Regions from separate parts of the Mus musculus genome. Here all the other regions are linked to region 1. The links are chromatin loops, found by intact Hi-C in ENCODE. Cell type or tissue: heart. All regions are shown on one strand.

Region 1 (8,000 bases):
CTTCAGGCAGGCACAGATTCAGACTCATACAACAGACAGACAAGAGGACAGAAGACACAGGGAGACTGAAATGGGAAGTTCTCATCTAAGCTCACTCTTGGTTCAGTGACCCCCAAGGCGAGGGCTTTGGTTTCTTTCCTTAATTTGATATTAATACATTATTGGTGACTCAGAATTAATCACTAATGTTTTTAATCCACACAAAAACATAAGCAAGTAGTGTTAAATTTTTAAACTGAAAGGAAGGAAGGAAGAAAGAAAGAAGAAAGAAAGAAAGAAAGAAAGAAAGAACCCACATAAAATCAGACATGAATAATGGCCCCTGAGAACTTCCAAGTCCTCCATCCAGTGCTCAGGGTGCGTCAAAAAGGACTTCAGGTGTTGTTAAGGAGCCAGGGAATCTACCATAGTCACAGAGATACTCCCATAAGGCAAGAATTGGGAAGGCGCCAATAGCAGGAGTTACAGAAGAGACCTAATGAAGGAGCCTTGAGCCAAGGGAGGCTGAAGCCTCAGGAAGCCGGAAGAGCCTCCCAAAGGCTTTTATCCACAAGCAAATCACTGTGGATTTCTGCCTCTCAAGGACTACAAATGATGCAAACCCCAGAGTGTGGTCAATTGTTAGTGCAGCTTCAGGAAGTTAACACAGTGGGAGAGTGGCTGCCTGTGATTTCTTTCCATCCCTGAGTGTGTAGGCTTAAGTGGTAGGGAAGTTGGTTAAGTGAGGTGGTATTGTAACTAGGTGTGGGGCTGAGTGTGTGAGTGTGTGTGTGTGTGTGTGTGTGTGTAGCATAATGTGCCCGAGGATGGACAGTTGGGTAGACCGTCCCTCCCATAGTGCTCTAGAACTATGAGGACGCTGACTGAAGGGCTCAAGAGGTCCAGTTGCGGTACATGCCTTTAGCACAGTGCCCAAATTCAAGCGAAACACGAAAGTTTCCTTAACAGAAACTGCCAAGGCTTGTAACTGAAGCAGAACCTGATAGAACAACTTTGGAAATGTGTGGGTGCCTACAAGCACCTCTTTCTTCATCTTCTCTGTGGCTAACATGAGGAAGAGCAAGCTGAGGGACATGGGAATGCCTGGAAGCACAGCAAACACAAGGTGATGATGGTGGCCTTGGGTCGAAGCCATCAGACAACCTACATCAGGTCAGCAGGGAGTTGAGAGGTGAAGCTGGGCTCCTTTTTACCACCCGCAGGAAGAAGGCGGTGAATGAGTGGTTCACACAGAGCTGGGAACAAGGCAACTTTAACTGCGCTGGATCCAGGGCCCCTGAAGCAGCTCCCTCATTCCACGGAGCCACAGCTGAGGCAGCTGGGGCTGCCCACTGCCCTCAAGAAAGGTGTGGAGACCCTGCTGTCTGACTATTAAGTACGCAAAGTAGGTGATGTGCTGACCACAAAGCAGGCCCATGTCCTGAAGCTGTTTGGGAATGAGATGGCTGAATTCAAAGTGACCATCAAATTCACGTGGGATGCCAGGTCGGGAAGATTCCAGCGGGGAACCGGGAGGATGACCTGCCCAAGGTCGCACGTGAGTCTGAGGGAGAGTCTGAAGAAGAGGGTGACAGCTGACTCTGAGAGCCAGAACTAAGGCCTTCCAGCAAGTCCTCCACTGGGCTCCAGTGCTGCTGTCACCTCTCTGGAGGGAGCAGCTTTTTATTTTGCTATGGATAACAACAAGGGAGGGTGTTGGGTAATGATTCTGTTTCTTTATAGAATAAAAGTCTGTCCACAAGGTGCTCCCTGTAGACAGCAGGGGGAAGAAGAGTTCTGGGTGCAGGTCTAACTCTGGTTCTCAGTCACCCATGTGACCTCAGGAAGCCGCTGTCTGTCTTTGAGTCTTCGTTTATTCCTCTGTCAACCACAAAAGTTGGACCTAGAGCCTCCATCCCTGCCGTCCGGTAGCAGGCGTGAGTGCTTGATGTCTGGGTGAGGCTGTGCCCCTCAAGGAGCTGAGCACTTCCAGGGTGGCTGAGCGCCCTCTAGAGGAAGACTCTGGAGTGGCCGAGAATCTCTTCCTCATGGGAGGGATGAGGGATGGTCCCCTGGAAGAGATCGAATGCGTCTCAGGAAATACTGAAGGAGGAGGGTCCCTCCAACACAGTGCAGGCCCAGAACCCCCGGGTAAGACCTTACTTGGAAATTGGGCCTTGCCAATGGGATCAAATAGAAATGGAAGATCCTGGATCAAGCTTCCCACCAGTGTCTGTGGTCCTCCGACCCGGGGAGAAGGCCACGTGATGACATAGGCAGAGACTGGGGTGATGGCATCAGGGAGCCCAAATCTGTGACTCATGATCCTCCTGCCTCAGCTCCCTGCTGAGATCAGGGATGTTCCTCGGTCTGTTCAAGAGGAGTTTCGATGGCTGCTGCTGTGATTCTCTTTGGACTCTCATTAGTGACCTCTGAGAGAAAAGTGTAAATGATTTAGGATTTGGAAATCCTGGCTGCACTGGGAAGAGGACCGACCAAGTGAGTATTGAGGGATTTTCTGGTTTCGCACTGGGAAATTTCAGGGGATTTTTTTTTTAATGGGGGGTTTTCTGAGCTGGGCACTCGAGGTGGAGACCTGCTTTCTCAGAGGTTTTAAACCTCTATCAAAACGAAAAAGGAAAAGGGAGGAGGAGGATGGAGAGTCAGCAAGATGGCAGGTGAGGATGCTTGCAGCTCAGCCTGAGGACTGATTTCCCACGAGAGAACCAAGTCGTCCTTTGTCCACCGCTCTCCACATTTGCAGTACCTTGCACACGTGCATACACATGACAAGTGGGAGCGGGAGTGACGCAGGACACACAAACGCATATTGGGCATGGTGGCTCATGCCTGTAATCTCCAACACTCGGGAATATGAGAAAAGATAGTAGCTGAAGGCTCACAGCCAACCTGAACAACAGAGTCTGTCTCAAAAAAGAGGAAAGAAAGAAAGAAAGAAAGAAAGAAAGAAAGAAAGAAAGAAAGAAAGGAAGGAAGGAAGAAAGGAAGAAAGACAGACAGACAAGACTAGGTGATAGACACTTTAGGCCCAGCACACGGGAATCGGAACAAAGAGAATCTCAGTGACTTCAAGACCAACCTGGTCTACACATCGAGTTCCAGGCTAGCCAGAGCTACAAAGTAAGACCTCATCCTAAAAGAACAAAACGAAACAAAACAAGACAAACAAACGAGGGCTGGAGATACGACCCAACAGTAAGAGCACTTACTGCCCAAATGGGTTCTTAGCACCCACGGTCAGCTCAGAGACCCCTGTAATTCAAATCCTACGGGATCTGGGATCTTCTTCTGATCCTTTCAGTTACAGGAAACATACACAGTACATGGACATACTTGCAAGCAAACAAGAATATAAATAAAATAAAAAGGAATAAATATTTTCTAAAAAAAACCACAGAAGTTATGCATATTACAGATAAGCCTTGGTCTGGGTTTTGAGCAGCTTCACAGCACACTTGAGGCCCCCTTCTTAGTAAGTGGAGGGGCTAAGACTGGAATCCAACTTGACGGATACCCAGAGCCCAGCTCTAAATCCCAAAGGCTGACCTCCATAGATCAGCCAAGCTGCCCTTCCCCAAACCGCCTGTAGGGAAATCAGAGAGCACCAGGCGTTTCCTGGCCAGCAGGGGGTGCCGCAGTCTTAGGCAATAGGAGAACCCTGGGTAACCAGGACAGGAGTCTAAAGGGAAAAAACAAAAAACAAAAAACAAAAACAAAAACTAGAATCAGCCCAATCCCCATTTTACAGAGGAGGAGTCTTGGTCCTAGAGAGAAGAGGAGAAAGGGCCACTCTGGGGTGACTCAGTATCTCTGACCTTCCTCAGCTGTCAGCATTCCTGTTGGGGAACCTGAGTTTTTTCAGCTTGTGGAAACAAGGAGAGGACAAGGGAGGTGACAAAGATTGGCCAAGGTCCAAATACACCTTGTGGGCTTCTTCTTCTATTGGTACTGCAGGTGTTGAACAGAGGACAAGATGACATCATCCTACAGCACCTGAGAAGTTATTTCTCTGCTGGGGAAACAAGCCAGCCAGTTCAAGCTGAATTAGAGTACATACGAAGGCAGGTTTATTGGAAAACCACTCTTGGTCGAGTTCTCTGGTCCGAAGGAATGAAGCCAGGGAAGTTGCCATGGAGAGGGAGACAGAGGGAAGGAGACAGAGGGAGAGAGAAAGAGCATGGGCAGCAGAGAGAGAAAATGCAGAGATGGGGAGAGAAGGGAGTGACCATACAGGGAGGAGCCTCTGGGGGGAGAGAAGCCCAGCCACTGGGCTGGAAAGTTTAGGGTAGAGGGCGGGTATACTAGGTCAGGACTGCGGGGAGAACCTGGAGGCTGGATCAGTCTTGGTATGCAAAATATACACCTCAGTCCCTTATCCTGGCCTGAAACCCAAGAGCACCTGTCTTCCAGGCTAAGGCAGCCATTTGTTGGCTCTTTTGTAGACAGGGTCGGTCTCACTATGTAGCTCTGGCTGTCCTGGAACTAGCTATGTAGACCAGGCTGTTCTTGAGCTCACAGAGACCCTCCTGCCTCTGCTTCCAAGGGCTTGTGGCTTGTGCCACCACACCTAGCTCAGACTAAGGCATCTTGAAGCCTATTTTGGACCTTTTGCAATTTAGGCTCAGGCTCTTTCTCTGTCTCTCTGTCTCTGTCTCTGTCTCTCTCTCTCTCTCTCTCTGTGTGTGTGTGTGTGTGTGTGTGTGTGTGTGCATGCACATGTGTATATGTGGAGACCTGAGGTTGGCATTAAATATCTCTTTAATCTCTCCCGCAGCCCACTCATCCCCCGCATTCCTACACTGAGAATGGGCAGAGGCAGGAGAGTAAACCAGAAGCTTATAGGCCAGTTAGCCTGGAGTAAGGTGCACTGCGGCAGAAACAAGGGACCATGCCTTTACAAGTTCCAGGAGGGGGTTAAGAGAGTGCTGCTCTTGCAGAGGGCCTGAGTTCTGATCCTAGCACCCATTCTGGGTTGCTGCAGCCACCTGAAATGCCAGCATCAAGGGATTTGACACCCTCTTCTAAAATCTGCAGGCACTGACACTCACATGGACAAAAATGGGCAAAGACTCTCTCTCTCTCTCTCTCTCTCTCTGTCTCTCTCTCTCTCTGTCTCTCTCCTCTCCTCTCCTCTCCTCTCCTCTCCTCTCCTTTCCTCTCCTCTCCTCTCCTCTCCCCTTCCCCCAACACATGCTAAAAAAAATCTTTAAAAACAAAGATTACGTGGGAGCATTTCCCAAAAATTGTTTTCCTTTGACTCTCACACACGAACCTATATTCACACATACACTTGCACAAAATAAATACATAAAAATAAATATTCAAAACATAAGTTCATTCAATAAATGTAATGTGTTAGGGATACTCTGCAAAGACTGAAGCATTCTGAATCAAGGGTGGATCTTAATTAGAATTGGCGTTAGGCCTGGGCCGATGGCCCCAGCAACCACATGAAAACCTGGCAGGTGGCATAAGTCTGCATTCCCTCTGCTGGCGGCAGAGACAGGCTGATCACAGAGACTCAGTGGCTAATCCATAAATCTTCAGTCTGAGGGAAATCCTGACATAGTCAACAAGGTAGAGATCAAGAAGAAGACATTTGAAATTAAAGTCAACCTCTGTACACACAGGTGAGTATAGCTGCAAAGGTACCTACAGAGACACATGTGTCTCTCACATGCTCTCATGTACACACAGACATGCATACACACATAAACATATACATACACACACTTACATAAACATACACACATACACATGAGGCTCACAGACACATGCACACACACATGTAAGCACATAAGACACTCACACACACATCCATGCACACACACACACACACACACACACACACACACACACAAATGCTCAGACACACACATGCACACAGGAACACATGCACACATACACACATATACATACATATATATATACACACACAGCAGACACCTGAATGCCTGTACACACACACACACACACACACACACACACAGAGAGAGAGAGAGAGAGAGAGAGAGAGAGAGAGAGAGAGAGAGAGAGAGAGAGAACAGTTGGATAAAGTGTTGCCTGTAGTTTTGGGATACCCACCTTTGCTCCAGGAATGGAGGACAAGCTACCAGCCCCTGCCTGGCTTTCCTTAAATCCTCAGATAAAAACCACCCACACAGTTGTTCATTTTCAACTTGTCTTCTTGGCACAGTTGCTGGGCGCTCTACCTCCCACCTGGAAAATTCGCCCTTATTATTACTCTTAGCTCCACTCCTCCCACCTGCCCTAACCTTAGTCAGGTCAGTTTAATCTAGTCCCTGCTAGACATCTCTGACCACCTCCCTATAGGAGCGGCCACAGCCCACCGCTCCTCCCAAGACCTCACATGGTTGGCTGGTTCTTCTCTCTCCAAGGCATGGCGAACTCCTCTTCTCCTTCCTTGTGTTTCCTGCCTTCCCCCCAGGAACCTGGAAGTCCTGCCTGTACCTTCCACCCAGCAACTGGCCCACGGCTTTCTTTACTGACAAATCAAGAACCAATTTGGGCAACAGGACCTTAACATCAGACCTACCTCTACAGTGGAGATGCCACCCATTACCCTCTCTAGCCATAAACACCAATGCAGATACTTTGGTGGCAAAACACAGAGACCTGCAGAGCCTGAGAAGACCAAGGCCGAACTGAGGGATGCAGCAAGCCTGTCTGCTCAGATGTTTCTGGTCTCTCCACGTGGAGTTCTTCCTCCAGAAGGTGGTGCAGGATCCCTGTGGAATAAGGATCATATCAGTTGGGACCAGACAAGGAAGATGGAATAGCTCCTCACAGCTGGCTGCTACAGGGTTAAAGAGATTGCCCCGGGTCCTATATCACCTTGGGGTGGGAGTTGGGGGTGAGGGTTGAGTTCTGCTTCCTACCTTGGTAGAGGAAGGGCAGTAGGAGGGAGAGGGACTAGCCAGAGGGACTATGCTTTTTTGTTTGTTTTTTTTTGTTTTTGTTTTTGTTTTTGGAGACAGGGTTTCTTGGTATAGCCCTGGCTGTCCTGGAACTCACTTTGTAGGCCAGGCTGGCCTCAAACTCAGAAATCTGCCTAACTCTGCCTCTTGAGTGCTGGGATTAAAGGCGTGCACCACCACGCCCGGCTGGGACTCTGCTTTTAAGAGCCGGCCAGCATCTCCTGCAGAGGCCCTATCAGGCAGACCCAGCACAGCTTGGGACCCAGCTATCAGTTCCTATAGCCCAGCACTGATGATGATGTTGTAGAAGACAGTGATGATAGGGACATTGCACAGAGAAGTGTGTTAACTCTGTTACCTTTCCAACTTGACTGTGAACCTAAAACTATTAGGAAGTTCATCTAAAGCATTGAGGGAGGACACAAGCTGGCTGACTTGTGAAGAGTACATCTCAGCACACTACCAGGCCCAATAAAACGCTATTGGGAGTCACAGATGGGAATAAAAGATAGGAACAGGGCACATCTGGCCAAGGAGCACCTCAGACTCCTCACATGTCTCACCTGTTGTAGAAATTTTTAATTTCCAATCCAGGCAGGAACCAAACTCAGGTCCCCTGAGAGAGCAGTGTTGCTGCCGAGCTAACTCTTCAGTCCAGCAGATGAGCCTTTATGGGGTCTGTACAGGCCTGTGGGCACGCAGCCTCACACATGCCTGGTGCTTACACCACTGCTCATGGCAGAAGCCAGTGCTCCCTGTGCGCCAGCCAAGTGCTTTCTGGTCTATCTTCACAGCAACACTGGTGCCCGAGACAAAGACAGAGAGCCTCATCTTGTAACAGTCAGCCCCTGACTGCCTGGAGCCAAGCTCAACCACATACAAATGTAGAGCCCACCTCCTGGTGACCCTTGGAGTCTCACCCAAGTGACCAGTCTCACTTGAGAGACCATTGCTGTTTGTAGCATCACTCCTAACAAGACAAAATTCAGCCTGACCCCTTAGGTATGGCCTATGAGACTAAGTAACATCCTTCAACTGCTACAAAAGATTTGCACAGCAACC
Region 2 (8,000 bases), 83 kb after region 1:
GGGAGGGGGAGAGGAAGGGAGGGAGGGAGGAACTGTCAACAGCCCCTACTAGAGCTTACCTCTTACTAGAGGTAAGAATTCTTTTTTTTTTTTTTTTTTTTTTTGTGGGAGTGGAGTTCATCTTTACAGAGACTGAGTTTATTCACACTCCACATAACTCACCTGAGGTGTGTGATACATTTTGGTTTTGTTTTTTGAGACAGGGTCTTATGTGGCTCAGGCTGCCCCCAAATTCCTGATCCATCTACTTCTGCCTTCTAAGTACTGGAATGACAGGCGTGAGCCACAAGCCCCTCAACACAATGCATGATTTTGAGTATGTTTGCAGGGTTGTTAATAGTTTATCTCCCCAGAAAGGAACTCTGAACCTTTGAGTAGTGTGTGACCCCACCCACCCACAGCCAATCTGTTTCTTGTCTCTGTAGATTTACTTATTCAGGATATTTCATGTAAACAGTCAAATGCTACCCGGGCTTCCCTGTGTGTCCTGACTTTTTTTTAAACACTTTTGAGGTTAATGTGTGTTGTAACTTGAACATTGCTTTCTTCCTTTTCACTGCTGTGTAGTATTCCACAGTCTGAGTGAGCCTTATCTATCACTCGTGTGTTAGTGGCAGTCTCTTTATCTTTGACAGGCTTGTGCTTTTTAGGACCTGCTGCTCTCTGTATGTGCTGCCCAGAAGGAAACGAATATGCACATTCCATTTGCTGGTAAATGATGGCTTCACAGTATTTTGTTTGTTTTGAGAGGGTCTCGCGTAGCCCCAGCTGTCCTCAGATTCACTACATCTCAGGATAACATAAGCCTCCACCTCCCCGCTGCTGTCATTACAGACATGCTCACTAGCCTTTATCTAGTGCTGGGCACAGAACCCAGAACTTCACGCACGCTAGGCAAGCAGCATCGACTACACCTGATCCGACATAGCTTAGTGCCCTTCTTATATTCTTTTGAAATTCTGGGTGATGGTGGGTGGGCGGGCGCATTTGCAGATGGAAATTATCATTAACAAGCTGATCAAGTGGGGCTTGGTGAGGCACACCTATCATTCCTGAACATCAGAGGTGGAGGCAGAAAGATCAGGATTTTCAGGCTAGCCTGACCTGTAGTGAGACCCCCCATCTCAAAACCAAAAGAGAGCCCTCCAAAATAAATGAGCTTGCCAAACTACCCAGTGTGGCTGTGCCGACACATGTGCTGTACACACGCCCATCCAGGGACCTGGTGGGAGCCCCGACCGGAGTGTTCTGGTCCAGAGCCCACTCCTGGGGAAGGACAGTGGGGCTTTGGATAGAAACCATGTGCTGCTTTCTGAGCTTGAGTACACAGTGCCAGTGGCTTCTTGAGGTCAGAGTGCATAGCCTGGGACAGTGAAAGACAGCCAAGGATCAGGCTGGCAGTTCAAGCTCTTTTGAAAGACTTAGCATTAGGAAGGAAACAGGAGTCTTAAGCAGCGCATCCTCTTCATGTATGTGCCCCTGCGGAGAACTTTTTATGGGAGGAAGGAGGAGGGATTTTTCTATGCCTTTCTCCTGGCTTGCATTCAGCACTTGGTGACTGTCCATGCCTAGACCCCCTCCCCATGTAACATGGAGAGCCCGCAACACCAGGAGTACTGGGCACCTGGAAGTGTCCCATAGAGACGGAAGAGGAGGCGGAGCTTCTCCAGCCCACCTTGCAGTGAGGAGTCATGGGCTGTGAGTTTGCCTTCCTGCCTGCTGCCGTCTCTCAGCTGGCCTGAGGCCTTGGTTCCAGCAGGATCAGGAACCTGACCTCTGATTGGGAAAGTCTATCAGCTGGCAATGAGTAAGGGTTCACTGGTATGTTTGTGGGTGTCAGCCTGTCATTAAGAGTTTTCCCAGCACCCCACATCAGAGCAGTAGTTAGGACAGTGTGGGCTGGCTACACACTGCAGCTGTTTGGCAAGTCTCCTTACTTAATTAACAGAGGTAAATACTGCAATGCTCAGAGTTAAGTTACTGATACATGTCCAGGTGAGCCCTCCCTTCCTGAGATTGTGGACTATGATGTCAATCCTTAGACCTTGCACCTTTTTATTGTTGTATAGTATTCCACTTCATGGATTACCCAACCTGTCTATCTAGGTTCTTTTTGAGGGCTGTTTGTGTTGTTTCTAACTCTGAGTAAAAAAAAAAGCAGCTGTGGACATCCATACAGAATGAAGTTGTGTGTCTTCCCCCCCGCCCCCGTTCATTTATTGGGTGTGTGACTGTGTAGGCGCACATGTACCATGGTGTACATATAGAGGCTTAGACAGAGTACGAGCCACTTCTTTCCTTCCATCGTGTGGGTCCTGCGGACTGAACTCAGGTCATCAGGTTTGGTGGCAAGCACCTTTACAAGCTGGGTCATTTGGCTGGCCCCTTGTGTGCTTTCTCCTCTTGTGGGTAAATGCTTACAAGTGACATGCTGGTACCTAAGATAGTTGTATGCCTGTAGAGGAGCACATAGTTGCTTGCTATGAGTTGTATTGCTTTTGTGTAAATCTCTGCCCTCTCCTGTGAGCAGGGTGCTTGCTGGTCTACTGTGTCTGCTGACTGCACCATCTGTCTCCAGAGTCTGGGCCATGCTAGGCTCCTCACGTGACAGCTCCTGCTTCTGACTCCTCTCTGGCCTTTGTTCTCCATTGAACACAGGGAGGAAACACTTCGCTTATCATTTTCAGCCCTTTGGTTTTTGCCTGTGAATGAATAAACACAAAGAGATCATGAAACTTGTTTTTGACAGGCAGTGACTGTGCACACCTTTAATCCCAGTACTTGGGAGGCAGAGGCAAAGGCATCTCTGTGGGTTTGGGGCCAGTCTGGTTTACAGAGTCAGCCCTAGGACAGCAGGGCTGTGTTGTAGAGAAACCCTGTCTCAAAAAGAAAAGGAGAGAAAAGAAAAGAAAAGGAAAGAGAAAGAGGAAAAAAAAAAGAAAGAAAGGAAGAAAGAAAGCAGGTTTTCAAAGGTCATACAGTTCATTGAACAGTCAATGGAAAAGGGACAGAGCCTTCCTGCTCCTTTCTTCCCAAAGATAACAGACAAGCAGCATTTCATAAGGCAGGCCCACCAGGCTCCCGCAGCTCGAGGGCCCTCTGCTGGTGACCTTTCCCATGGGATGTCCCTGGCTCTGCACAGGAATGCTGGGGACCTGACTCAGTGGGCAGGGTGTTGCCTAGTGGGAGGGAGTCGTTGAGCTTAATTCCCAGCACTATCTGAGCAGTTCACCTAGCACTTGGGGCATGGAGGGCAGGAGGATCAGACTTTCTGGGTCAGCCTGGGCTACATAACACACACACACACACACACACACACACACACAACCCACCTCTTGTTTTTGCTTTTCTGAGACACAGAAAATATCTCCAGGGAAATTTTGATCCTCCTGCCTCAGCCTCTTGAGTCTGAGATAGTAGGCTTGCACCATCATGTTCAGAAGCAACCTTCTTGTGAGCCACTTGAGCCACTGGTGGGTCCAAGACTCCTAGCAGCTGGAGCTCCATGGTGTGGGCTGTGGAGTGTGGGCAGGCTGAAGGCATGAAACAGAAGGACGGGACACCCCTGGCTTTCTTTCATTTTTTTTTCTATAAACCTAAAATTGTGAACAAGGATATGGTCTTGGGAAAAAGTGAAAATCAAAACATAATAGCAAAGCTGGGGGTGGGAGCAGGTGGTGGGGAGATGGCTCACAGTCAGAAGCGCTCACTGCCCTTACAGAGGGGCAGGGTGTGGTTCCCAGCACCAACTCTGGGTGGCTCACAATTGCCCAAAACTACAGCTCCAGGAGATTTGGCACTAATTTCTGTGCTCTGCAGGTACCCACACATGTATTGTACATATGTGTATTTGGCTGTTTCACATAAGTGTACTCAGGAACATACACATACAAAATAGCAATCTTTAAAAAGAAACACAAAAATAAAATCAGTGTGAAACAGTATCAAACAAGAAACAAGTGCTATAGGTGTGCAGTGAGCACTTAGCTCACACGGGCAAGGCCCTGGCTTCTGTCTCCAGAACAGAGAAAATAAATTCTTAGAAGGATGTAGGCTTCTGACCCAATAGTCCCGGCCTATGTGCAGTAGGCCTGGCTCATGCTCTGGTCATTGTGCAGTGAGAGGAAGTGACGTCACGTTAGCGCCAGGAGTGTAGGCGTGGGAATAGGAAGTGGGGGCAGGGTCTGCATCAGGTGCTTGTCTGCATGAATGCTGTCCCTTATCCTGGCTCCATGGCCAGCTGACCAAGGTTTGGCCCTGTAATACTATAAACGTGAAGCGATGAGGCCGGGTGTGGAGCTCCTTTCTTGTTCTGGAATGACTGCAGAACCATGAGCTACCAATGGCTGGGAGGACGGGAGGAGGGGCCACCCTGGTGATTCTGTTGCTGCGGTGGGGCGTAGGCACCGGTTTGTAGAATGCCCACTCTGTCAACATTTCTGTGTTGCCTGGAGCCCACACAGCAGAGATGGTAGGCTTTGGCTCACTCTCCTGACTCTGGATGGGGAGAATCCAGACTATAGGCTGAGATAGACTCTCCCAGGGGAGAAGGTGGAGATGGGCCGAGGAAAGCCACCAGGGTTAAAAGAGCAAGGCCTCTTCAGCTAGAGTAGATTAAAACCCTCAGAAGCTGTGTGAGGTTGGGGGAGTGACTTACCTACTCTCTCTGAGGCCTGCTCCACCTGGGGGGGGGGGCATGGCTGAGGCACTGATGGAATTGCTCCATGTGAGGGTTTTATCAGTGCTAGCTACAGCTTCCTGGGGACAGTGTTCTTATTATTACTGTTAGGATCTGTTCTTGGAGGCCACAAGAAACTGCCCGGCACTCCCTGGCCAGCACTGTTTCAGTGTGCATGTCACCTGTAGGTGCATTTTGTGTCCCCACTAGGCATGCCACCCTTCAGACAACCTTCTGGGACTCAGCTTTCTACCTCTCCCTGAAGTCACCATGGCAAGCACCATAGGCCCCAGAAGCTGTGATTTCAGCCTTGTGGATCAGGGCTCTGGACAGTAACAATGTTTGGGATGGGAACACCACCTGTTTGAAAAGGAAGGCATATACAAAAGACCATATGCCACACTGCTTGTGTGAAATATCCAAAGGACACACCCATAAAAATAAAAATGGTGGCCAGGGCCAGAGGCCAGAGGCTCTGGATTAAAGATCTTAAGGTTTCCTTTCAAAGCAATTTAAACCTGCCTGTGTGATAGATGCACAAGGCTGTGGCAATGCTGAAGTATTGTGCACTGCATTTCTCTGTGTGTGTATGTCTGTGTGTGCATGCACACGTGCACATATGGACTTATGTCCTTATATCTGGCTCTTTTTACATTTTTATTTGTGTGTGTGTGTGTGTGTGTGTGTGTGTGTGTGTGTGTGTGTACATGACCACAGTGGCCAGAAGAGGGCTTTGATCTCCTGAAGCTAGAGTTACAGGCAATTGTGATCTGCCCAACATGGTGCAGGAATCTGGACTCTTCCCAGACCCCTTAGCTTATGAAACTGAGTTTCTTATTAAATCTGAAATTCACTACTTTGGGCTAGCCCATAGACTAGCCAGCCCGATCTGGGCTCCCCCTCCCCAGTGCTATGGTTGTAGGTGTGAGCCACATGTCTGGCTTTCATGTGGCTGGGAGTTGAACTTAGGTCCTGTCTTAGTCAGGGTTTCTATTCCTGCACAAACATCATGACCAAGGCAAGTCTTATAAAAACAACATTTCATTGGGGCTGGCTTACAGGTTCAGAGGTTCAGTCCATTATCATCAAGGTGGGAGCATGGCACAAGCAGAGCTGAGAGTTCTACTACTTCATCCAAAGGCTGCAGGTGGAAGACTGACTTCCAGGCACCTAGGGTGAGAGTATTAAGCCCACACCCACAGTGACACACCTACTCCAACCAGGTCACACCTATTCCAACAAGGCCACACCTCCAAATGGTGACACTCCCTGGTGCAAGAATATACAAGCCATCACAGCCCTCAAGCTTACCCACTTTACCCATCCACAAGCACCCACTGAGCCACTGCTCCAGCCTTGAGCTTCCCACCTTGAATGGTGGAGCTGCACTGTAGATTTCCTACCTCAACCAAGTGCTTCATGAAGACTTCGTTTGCCATGGGAGCTTTGGGACCTGGAGATCAGCAAAAAAAGGCCCATGGAGGGAAACTGAGACCAGTTTGGGGAGTACAAGGTAGATGTGATCAGTTCAGCTTTTCCCATCCTCTGGGAAAGCCCTGAGCCCCAGCACTGTGACACCACTGTCCCCAAGGCCTCATAGATCTGCCCTCATGGTCACCCTGTTGCCTCCAGCACAGGTACAGCTAAGCCAAGCGTCTGACCACAGGCCTAGCAGGTGGTGGCTCAGTAGCTTAGATGTCCTTAAGGCTACTTAATTACATGCATGAAGACAGGCATTTTTTATGTCTTATATGTTAGATTACAAAACAAACAAGCAAAATCCGCAGGGCCAGTAAGATAACTCAGTCAATAATGGAGCTTAGTGCAGAGCCTGAGCACAGTCCCCAAACTCCATCTGGCAGAACTGACTCCTGCAAAGTTGTCCTCTAACTTCCACACACATGCTGTGAAATACATGTACACACATACACACACGCATGCGCGCACACACAGACACACACACACACACACAGATGCACACAGACGCGCGCACACACAGACAGACACAGACACACTGACAGGCACACAGACACACAGACACACACACATTAAAACAGCACAGCTACAAGGTGTGAACTGCCCTGAGACCTCACTAGTTCCTAGGAGATGAGAGCCTTTGCTTCCCACAAAACAGAGCTTTTCCCCCAGTGATCTCAACCCCCCTCCTATGCCTTCCCAGGGAGCTGGTGGTATCACCACAGGCTTCTGATTGGCTGGTTTATGCCCCACCACCCCACTCCCTCTCTTTTGGTCAGGAGAAAGCAGAGCCAACTCCTCTAGGGAGTGAGCTGTGGTTTGTGGGCTCCCTGTGGAGGATGCTGCCACTGGTACGGGGGTGGGGTGTCCTGGTGCTGTTCCTGCTCTGGGCACAGGCAGGAGTGACCTTGGGCAGTAAGTAAATCTGCTGCTTTCTAAGTGGCTTGGTGAGAGCAGCCGCCCTGACCCACCCTGACCTGAAAGAGTCAGGCTCCCTCCCGGGTGTCCCTTTGTCCCTCTGACTATTTTATTTTGCTGGGAAGAGCAGAGCTAAACTTACAGGTGTACCCTCCCACCCCCTCCTCCCATCTTTTCCCTTCCCAAAGCAGGTAAGGTGGGGCCTACAGAAGTTGCTGGGGGAGGGACTAGGAGACTAGCGTGGAGAGGTCTTGTAGAAACTCTCTCAAGCTCAGGTGAAGTTCTGCAGGATGCTGAGATGGGCTTGCATGTGTGTGTTTCTCAACTGTGGAATGTTAACTTTCCCAATTTAACATTTTTAAAATGTGAAAACAGGAAGAATTAATTTTCATAAGTTTTTTAAACCCAAGATTGTCAAGATAAATATTAGAAAGCATCAAATGTCTTTGTGTCTCCATCCTTTGAAATCTAGTATACATTTTCTATTTGGTGATTTTTTTTCAACTTTTGGTTTTTTGAGACAAGGTGTCATATAGCCCAGTGTGTAGTCAGGTTCCACAGCCTGACCTTCCACCTCCTGTGTGCTGAGATTACAGGTGTACGCCTCCATACCTTTCTAGCCTTTTCAACTGGGACACTAAAGTTCTTTGAAAAGATGTGATGTCTTTAGATGGGGTGGAGGCAGGCACTGTGGTTTCCAGCATGTTCTACAATGCTTTCGTATCCAAGGTAAATGTCAGATTTTTGTTTCAATTACTTAAATTTCTCATACACCAGTGAGGGTTCGAGCGTGCAGGGGTGACAAATCAGTGGGGCGAGGGATGCTGACCATCTCCATTGGTGGCTTCCTTCTCTGAGAATCCATGAACCCTTGTTAGCTGGCTTCATGAATAAAGAGTGGTGGAACCATGTGACCATGGAAACGCAA
Region 3 (8,000 bases), 64 kb after region 1:
CTCCTTAGTGTTTTTGCAACAGAGACTCACTGTGTAGTCCGACCTAGCTTTGAATTGTTGATCCTCTTGTCTCTACTGTCTGAGTGAGAGGTTACAGGCATGTGCTAGCATGCCTCGAAGAGTTAACTATTTAAAGCCAACAGCAGGCAGCTCTTCATAGCTTCACAGTGTTGTGTAACTGTCACCTCTGTCTCAGAGCCCCCACCTCCCTCCTGTGCCATCATCCAGTCCCTGGTCACAGTCAGGGACTGTGCTTTCCATGTCTGCCGACTTTCCTGTCTGGGCATTTGGCATCAATAGGACTGGAGGGAAGCCTTTTGTGCCTGGACTCTCTAGAGCAGAATAATTTTTAGGATCATTACAAGCTGTGGCTGGGAGCCCGGTGACCTGGTGGCCTCTTGGCCTTTGGCAGCCTTCTCTTTAGCTATAAACTGGGGCTCAGGCTGAACTCTATGAGGACAGCCAGGCTGCCTCAATCCACATGGGCCGGCTGTGGGCCCAGGCCCAGAAGAAGACTTAGCGTTTGTGGGAATAACTGACTCTCCTGGACTCTCAGGGAATTCTTGAGTTGTTGGAACAATTCCTTAGAAATAACTCTGACTGAACACGGGGTGTCTATAACCTGACATTCGCTGATCTTAAAGATCTAAAGATCACTGGGCCCGATAGTGCGGCTTCTTCCCAGGATTTTGGGGGTGTTTTCCTCCTTAGCAGCATTACCTACCTATGTTTTCTCCTTAGGAGATGAGGGGCCCCAGATCCTTTATCTTTTCATCTCTGAAGCAGGTGGAGAGGTGACAGCCCTATGAAGTTTGCATCTCCCCACCGCCAGCCAATATGGAACCCTGTTTTGGAAGGGGCAGATAATTTTTGATTAAAAGTGCTTGGTAATAAAATAGTTGAAATCTATACTTGTCAAGGAATTTTTATATCATGTATGAGTGTGTGGAAGTCTTAATTTACCATACAAAACCCTTTCTTTACTAAGAATAAGTGTTGTGTGTTAGAGTGTCAGAGAAAGCAGTGGTCTCTTGCCAGTCAAACTTGGGGTTATTGCCTACACTTATTTTCTTGTGAGTTTGGTTTGGGAGCAACCTGTGCAAATCAGGCTGCTGCTGCTGCTGCTGCTGCTGCTGCTGCCTCTCCAGGCTGGAGGAGCTTTGGTAAGGTGTGAAGAGCTCTGGAGTCCATGGATGTGGTTCTAGCCTCAGCCTCTCACCTCTGACTTGTGATGAGCAGCTCAGCCTCTCTGAGCCCATTTGTTCAGGTGTGAATTGGAATGACCGTGATCATAATGTTCTTGTCTCGGTGAGTCACATATAGAGCGAATTAGTCTACTAAGTAACGTAAGAGGCTAGAGGTGGAAACCAGGGCCTTAGCAGTCACAGCCCAAGTGCTGTCCCCCGACCTCCACCTCAATTTATTTTTTAGGTTTCTTCTTGTTGTTGAGACATGGTATCCTGGAATGCACTCTGTAGACCAGGATGGCTTTGAACTCAGAGATCCATCTGCCTCTTCCTCCCTAGTGCTAGGATTAAAGGCATGCGCCACCACTGCCCAAACCAAAACCCCATCTTAGTGTATTTGTGAATCCAGGCGTGTGGTGGGTCCGTGAGAGATGAGTACTGTAATAGATTTGGTGAAGGCAGAATATTAATGCTCAAAGTAAATGCCTAGCAAGGATCAGTTAGCAAAGTGCTTGCTGCATGAAAATGAGGGCTTAAGTTTGGATCCCCAGAGTCTGTACATGGGCACAGGCACCTGCAGGTATGAACAGATGTGCACACACACAAAATAAACAGCACTGTCCAGTGCCACCTGGCACCCCTTCTTGCTTCTTGGGCTGAGCACACAGTATTTTTAGTGGTAGACACCCAAAACGTAGGTCTGGAGGACCTGGCTGTGATAGATTGACCGAGTGACAGGGTGGAAGCAGACGCCAGCCAGCTCAGTTGTGCTTGTCCCCAGAGCAGTGGACGGGAATGCTCTGCAGTATCTGTTACCACAGGTGGGCTGTAAACTGTCCTGGGAGGGCCTGGCCTTGGCAGGGAGGGACTGGGCCAGATTCCATCAGTGAATGGTTAACTTTGTGTTGGGAGGGTTCCATCTGTGACAAGAACCCTCTCTGGCTAAGGGACATGCTGGCCTTGAGCGCGCTAGGGGAGTGACAAAGGGTGACCCTGTGAAAACAAAGTCTTAACTATTGCTATAGTGTGTGGCCCTCAAACTCACCTCTGCCCAGCAAAATCTCAGTTCTTGATTGTAGTTTCTCTTGTTAGGCAGAAATTAAGTTAAATTTAAATTAATGAATTGAGTTAAACATAATTTAATTATTCTGCCTGGGATAGATGGAGCTGTGCTAATGAAAACAAGCCCGAGAGACCTTTCTCTGTAGCAGGCTCGGGTGGAGCCTGTGTCTCCCAGACATGGTCCTGCAGGCCACAAATGGCTATCAATTTGTCCCATCCTGTCCTGTGTATCACTGAAGTTGCCATCTTCCCCAAAGCAGATCATCGAGGCCCTGCTGCAGGGGGTCTGGGATTCTGAGTGCTAGATTGATATAGGCCAGGGTTATTCTCACAGCTGGTCCACACTCTAGTTCTGTTCTTGCTTGTCTGCAGTTGGTTGCCTAACCCACAGAACCTTCCACAGCAAGCTAACACAGATCCTGGGTTCAAACATGCAAAACTTATTCAAGGCAGCCACAGCAGGGACACTGTACCAAACTTCCTAATGTTACAGCCTCATGTCATGGTGACACCTCAATCAGGAAATTATTTTTGTTGCTATGTCATAATTACAATTTTACTGTTGTTTTGGATCATACTGTAAATCTGTGTTTTCTGATGGTCTTCGGTGACCCCTGTGAAAAGGTCACTCTGCTCTCCAAAGTCACGACTCCTACAGGCTGAGAACCACTGCTCTGGCTCTCCTGAAAACAGCAGGACTTGGAGTGTTTCGGCAGCTGGTCTTGCAATCCCCCCAAGCCTCTGGGCTCCATTTCCCACCTTTAAAAAATAGGCTTGGGGGGCTGGAGAGATGGCTCAGTGATTAAGAGCACCATCTGCTCTTCCAGAGGTCCTGAATTCAATTCCCAGCAACCACATGGTGGCTCACAACCATCTGTAATGGGATCTGATGCCCTCTTCTGGTGTGTCTGAAGACAGCGATAATGTACTCACATACATTAAAATAAATACATCTTTTTTTTTTTTTTTTTTTTTAAGGCTTGGAGTTAGGTGGTGACACACTCTTTGGAGTTAGGTGGTGACACCCCTTAAGCTCATCATTTGACAGGGGGCTATGTGAGTTTCAGGCCAGCCAGTGCAACATAGTGAGGCCCTGTCTTTAAACCAACCAACAAACAAACAAACAAACAAACAAAAGATTTGAGACTGCCAGGTCCTGGTCAGTTTTTGCAAGGATTCTGAGGTCTAGGTTTGGAACTAGCTAAGGCTAGAGAAGTCTTTCTGAGATGGCGAGGACAACCACCTCTAGCTCCTTGTGTTCCCTTGGTGAATGCTGGGGTAAGATGAGTCTGGATGAACAATTGAAAGATCTTAGTGGCAAAGTTAAACAGTGGGGAGGAAGGAGAGGGACAGCTGGATACTCCTTTATTTCCTCCACAAAGCTCCCAGTAACTATGGCAACTGGATTTTGTCAGGATCACCTGACTTGACTTGTATGACCACTCAGCTGCCCAAGACCACCAAATAGATGTTACAAGGCCGGACTTTCTTCAAACAAACAAACAAACAAAAAGCTAATTAATTTTGTGAGGGATAAGGCACACTCACCTCATGGCTTGCTTTGGTATAGAGGTCAAAGGACAGCTTGCAGGAATCAGTTCTCTTTCCCTACCATGTGGGTGGAAGCTGTCTGAGCCATTTTGCTGGCCCTTGCTTTCTCTATCTCCGTGTCTCTGTCTCTGTCTCTGTCTCTCTCTTAGGAATTATAAATGTTTGTTTGTGTCTGTTGGAGCCCACAGCCTGAGAGACTGTTCATCTGCTCCAGAAGATTCGGTCAGAGCTCGTGAAGATGGCTCAGTTAGCGAGCTGTGTGTTGGGGTGGGAGGTAGGGCCTTACTCTCAGGGCCAGGACAGTGCAGGATCAAACCAGTCAGTCAGTTCTTTTGAAACTGGTATTAAAGCCAGGCCTGGTGGCACAAAGCTGTAATTCCAGCACTGGGGAGCTGAGGAGGTGGCAGGTCAGGTGTTCTAGGTCAGCCTGGTCTATACTGAAGTCTTCTCTTAAGATAAGCAAAACCTTGGGGCTGGTGAGATGGCTCAGTGGCCAAGAGCACTGACTGCTCTTCCAGAGGTCATGAGTTCAATTCCCAGCAACCACATGGTGGCTCACAGGAGGGATGTGATGCCCTCTTCAGGCAGTCAGCTATATGTGCAGCAGAGCACTTATGCATTAAATAAATACAATTTAAAAAAAAGAAGATGCCAGGCAGTGCTGGTGCATGCCTTTAATCCCAGCACTTGGGAGGCAGAGGCAGGTGGATTTCTGAGTTCAAGGCCAGCCTGGTCTACCGAGTGAATTCCAGGACAGCCAGGGCTACACAGAGAAAGAAACCCTGTCTCCACCCCCCCCCCAGAAAAAAAAAGATAATCAAACCCCCAAATGCAGGTGCTAGGGTGACTACTGTATGAAGCCATCTTAGCTGGTGCCTCTAGGCCATTTCACAACACCTTTTCTTGTCCCTCCCCTGCCAGGTGCAATTTCAGGATTCCTGAACACACCAGTTTTCTGATCTTGTAATTTTCACATGGGCCCTCAGTTTTCATAGTAAATCTAGGAAGTGTGGCTGGCTGTTCATGGAACAGGAAAGGACGGTTTGTCCTTCACATCTGCCTCTCTCATGGCGGAGGATGATTTCAGTTCCTGCTGAGCAGTAGCGGCCTTCTTCCTCTTGTCAGGAGTTTCTGCAAGCTGGGTCAGTGCTAGAAGCAGAGGGGATGGGGTAGGCTATCTCCCGGAGACATCAGCTGGTTTTGGGGGTGAGCTTTGCCTGCCTGCGGCAAATGTCTCTCTGCATTTCCTTTCCTGTCAGGAAACCCACAGTGCACCTCAAACTGTTTTTGGGTCCTGTATAATTTCTTTTGTTGGTGTGTGTGTGTATGTTTCTAGCTCTGAAGTGGGTTTTACAGCATGTTCCTGTCATCTTCTGAACCCACCCCCCTACCTCACCCCACCCCCGTTTTTAATTCTGGAGATCTTGGTGCGCCTTCTCCAGACACCTCTGCATGTGGTCGGGACTTCATTTTTTCTGCTGGGAAGGGAGCCATGTGGGTAGCTCACTTTAAGCTCTTCCATAGCTACGATTTGAAGAAGACACTGGTGGAGCCGGAGTTAATTCTATATGTAACTAGTACCTTTGAACATAGAGCCAGTGTTTAAGTAAGTGATGGGGACTGTCTTGCATCAGTTGTGTAGTAAGCTTTTAAAATCTAGGCTTTATTTTATGTAACGACCTATCTGATGTGGTATGTTAACTTTAAAGGATTTATTTATGCACTGGGAGTCGCACGCCGTAGTGTGCGTATGGGGGGAGGGGAGCTGGAGAGCAGCTTTGTGGAAGTCAGGTGTTTTTACCAAGTGGGTCTTGAGGACTGAGTTCAGGCGGTTAGTTCTGACAGGAGCACCTTTACCCACTGAGCCACCTTACTGGCTGGCTGTCTTGGCATTTCTTGATGTTGATTTACCAAGCCCCCCAACCCGTGTCCTTACTCACTTTGAAATGCTAGTCTAAATCCCCAGGGACTCCTCTCCTTGGGGTCCAGTGGAGTTTCCTTGAAGGACTCTGGCCTTCTCTCTGTAGAGGCCCACTCTTTGCTTCCCACACATTCCAGAACAGGACTGATCTCTGGGTGGAGGTACTAGGACTGCCCGGGCCTGGTACCATGGCCCACTGCCCTCAGTCCTGGCTGCCTGTGTCCTGAGACAGGCTTATATAGCTCTCTTCTAAAGCCACAGAGCCTGTTGTGCCTGCTTGGGAAATAGCCACACGAAAGCCAGCCCTGTGCCGCATGACTGCTGAGCATCAGCCATTCAGGGCACAGCCTGGATCCCGGAATATAAGTTCCAGGCAGGCAGCAGCTCTGCCAAGGGCAGAAAAACTCTATGCCTTCATGGAAGCCACTGTGTCCCTAGCTGCCCTGGGACTCCACCTTGCAAATGAGAAATTTTGTGATTGGGGTTTACTTTGGGACCTTTAAGAGACAGGCTCTTGCTGTGTATCTCAAACTGGCCAACAACGACCCTAAACTTCGGATCCTCCTGCCTGCCTCTCAACCTTGTGAGTGTTGACATTACAAATATTTGCCACCATATCCAGTTTTTGAAATGCTGGGATCAATCCAGGGCCTCACGCACACTGGCAAGTGCTCCCAGCTGAGCCACATCTCCAGCTGATATACTTCTTGTTAAGATTAAAAACATGTCTATGTGAGTTTTGCCTTCATAGATGTGTGCATCACACGTGTGCTCTACCTGCAGATGCCAAAAGAAACCTGTAGTTACAACGTAATTCTGAGCCCCATGTGGCGTGGGCCATCTGCTTTACAGGGAGGGCGGCTTAGGGCTGGGCCGGTGGTTCTGCGGTTACAAAAATACACATTTCTCCTCCAGGGACAACATGAGATTGGGTCCCATCATCCATGGCAAGTGGCTCAAAACTGTCACTATAGCTCCAGGGCATCTATGACCTCTTCTGGCACTTCATGTTCTCTCTCTCTCTCTCTCTCTCTTTCTCTGGCACTTCATGTTCTCTCTCTCTCTCTCTGCTTTTTCTCTCTCTCCCTTTCACTTACACACACACTTACTTAAAAGTAAAGATTTTAAAAGAGGTAGATTTATTGAGCATCTTGTTATGTAGGTCAGGCTGTCCTTGAACTTGTCTCTTCCACTCCAGGGCTGAGATTACAGTGTGGGGCACTGTGCCCTGAACATAGTTACTTTGTAAAAACAAAACAAAAACATAAATGGTCATGTATCAGTTGTACAAATTGAAATTTTGTATTTTTAGTATTCGATTTTTATATTCAATTTGTAAATGCAAATTGAAAAAACCCCCCATGTAACCAGCCAGCCCTATGTGACGAAAGAAAATGGCCAATCTTAAAATACCCTCTCCTACTCCTTCTAGAGCTCTCTCTCCTGGTATCTAAGGCCGGGTCTTGCTCACACCTTGCCCATATTTGACATGTAAATACTGCTGTCCTTTCTGCAGGTTAGTGAAAACCACATTGATTGAACAAGAAATGTTGGGTTCTGCTGGGTTCTGAGTGTGTGGGCTAAAGGGATAGTCTCCTCAGATGCAGCTCGTACCTCCCCCTGGGTCTCTAGGTTCCGGTTATTTGGGGCACAATAGCTTCCTTTTTTTTTTTTTTTTTTTGGTTTTTCGAGACAGGGTTTCTCTGTGTAGCCCTGGTTGTCCTGGAACTCACTCTGTACACCAGGCTGGCCTCGAACTCAGAAATCTGTTTGCCTCTGCCTCCCAAGGGCTGGGATTAAAGGCGTGCGCCACCACACCCGGCAATAGCTTACTTTTTACCTGTACTTGAAAGTCCCTTTTGAAGGTGATAATTTCCTTGACTGTTCTGTTTGGCAGATTGGAGGTTGAAAACTTGGGCCATAGGGGAAGGGTGCAGGGAATATGGCTGCCTTCTTTCTCCCCTCCCGCTTTGGTGGTGTTTATGACAGTCTTAGGAAGTCTGGGATGGTCTCTAACACTTGTTCCATAGCTGAGGATGATCTTGGTCTGCCTCCACCTCCCCAGTACTCCATCCAGCATGGGCCATTCCCCCACTTTCTGGGTCAAGAGAATTTCTTATGGGTGTCTTCTATTTTTGTTTTAGGTAAAATGTCGGCTCCAGGACCTTACCAAGCAGCTGCAGGCCCTTCAGTAGTGCCCACCGCACCCCCAACCTATGAAGAAACAGTGGGTGTCAACAGTTACTACCCAACGCCCCCAGCACCTATGCCGGGACCAG

What was found. Hi-C counts contacts between places; a loop is a spot of excess contacts. Peaks named below come from ENCODE experiments on the same cell type or tissue, not always from the same donor. Only the 100,000 strongest peaks of a DNase experiment are listed, where the experiment ranks them.
Region 2: a loop joins it to region 1, with 6 times the contacts of the local background. A loop is called at or near these places in 13 of 42 quality-filtered maps.
Region 3: it touches region 1 in a loop (5-fold over the local background); 10 of 42 quality-filtered maps call a loop at or near these places.

Annotation. Positions count from the first base shown.
Region 1 is chr16:11,030,248-11,038,247 of GRCm38, reverse strand. Gm10832 (a long non-coding RNA gene) reads right to left here and starts at 6,416. Exons shown (of 3, transcript XR_003951970.1): 1 at 6,371-6,416; 2 at 2,143-2,411; 3 at 176-2,051. It also overlaps the pseudogene Gm3919. In heart, CTCF peaks have their summits at 1,988 (motif pointing left) and 6,730 (motif pointing right); DNase peaks (open chromatin) are centred at 1,977 and 3,597.
Region 2 is chr16:10,946,884-10,954,883 of GRCm38, reverse strand. No RefSeq gene overlaps it. Among named protein-coding and RNA genes, the nearest start is that of Gm21859, 36 kb to the right of the region's middle. In heart, a CTCF peak has its summit at 3,097 (motif pointing left); DNase peaks (open chromatin) are centred at 3,113 and 4,163; H3K27ac peaks cover 467 bases.
Region 3 is chr16:10,966,515-10,974,514 of GRCm38, reverse strand. It overlaps Litaf (LPS-induced TN factor), which reads left to right. Exons shown (of 4, transcript NM_019980.2): 2 at 7,866-8,000. The coding sequence starts at 7,871. Among named protein-coding and RNA genes, the nearest start is that of Litaf, 23 kb to the left of the region's middle. In heart, a CTCF peak has its summit at 4,383 (motif pointing left); DNase peaks (open chromatin) are centred at 384 and 4,914; H3K27ac peaks cover 663 bases.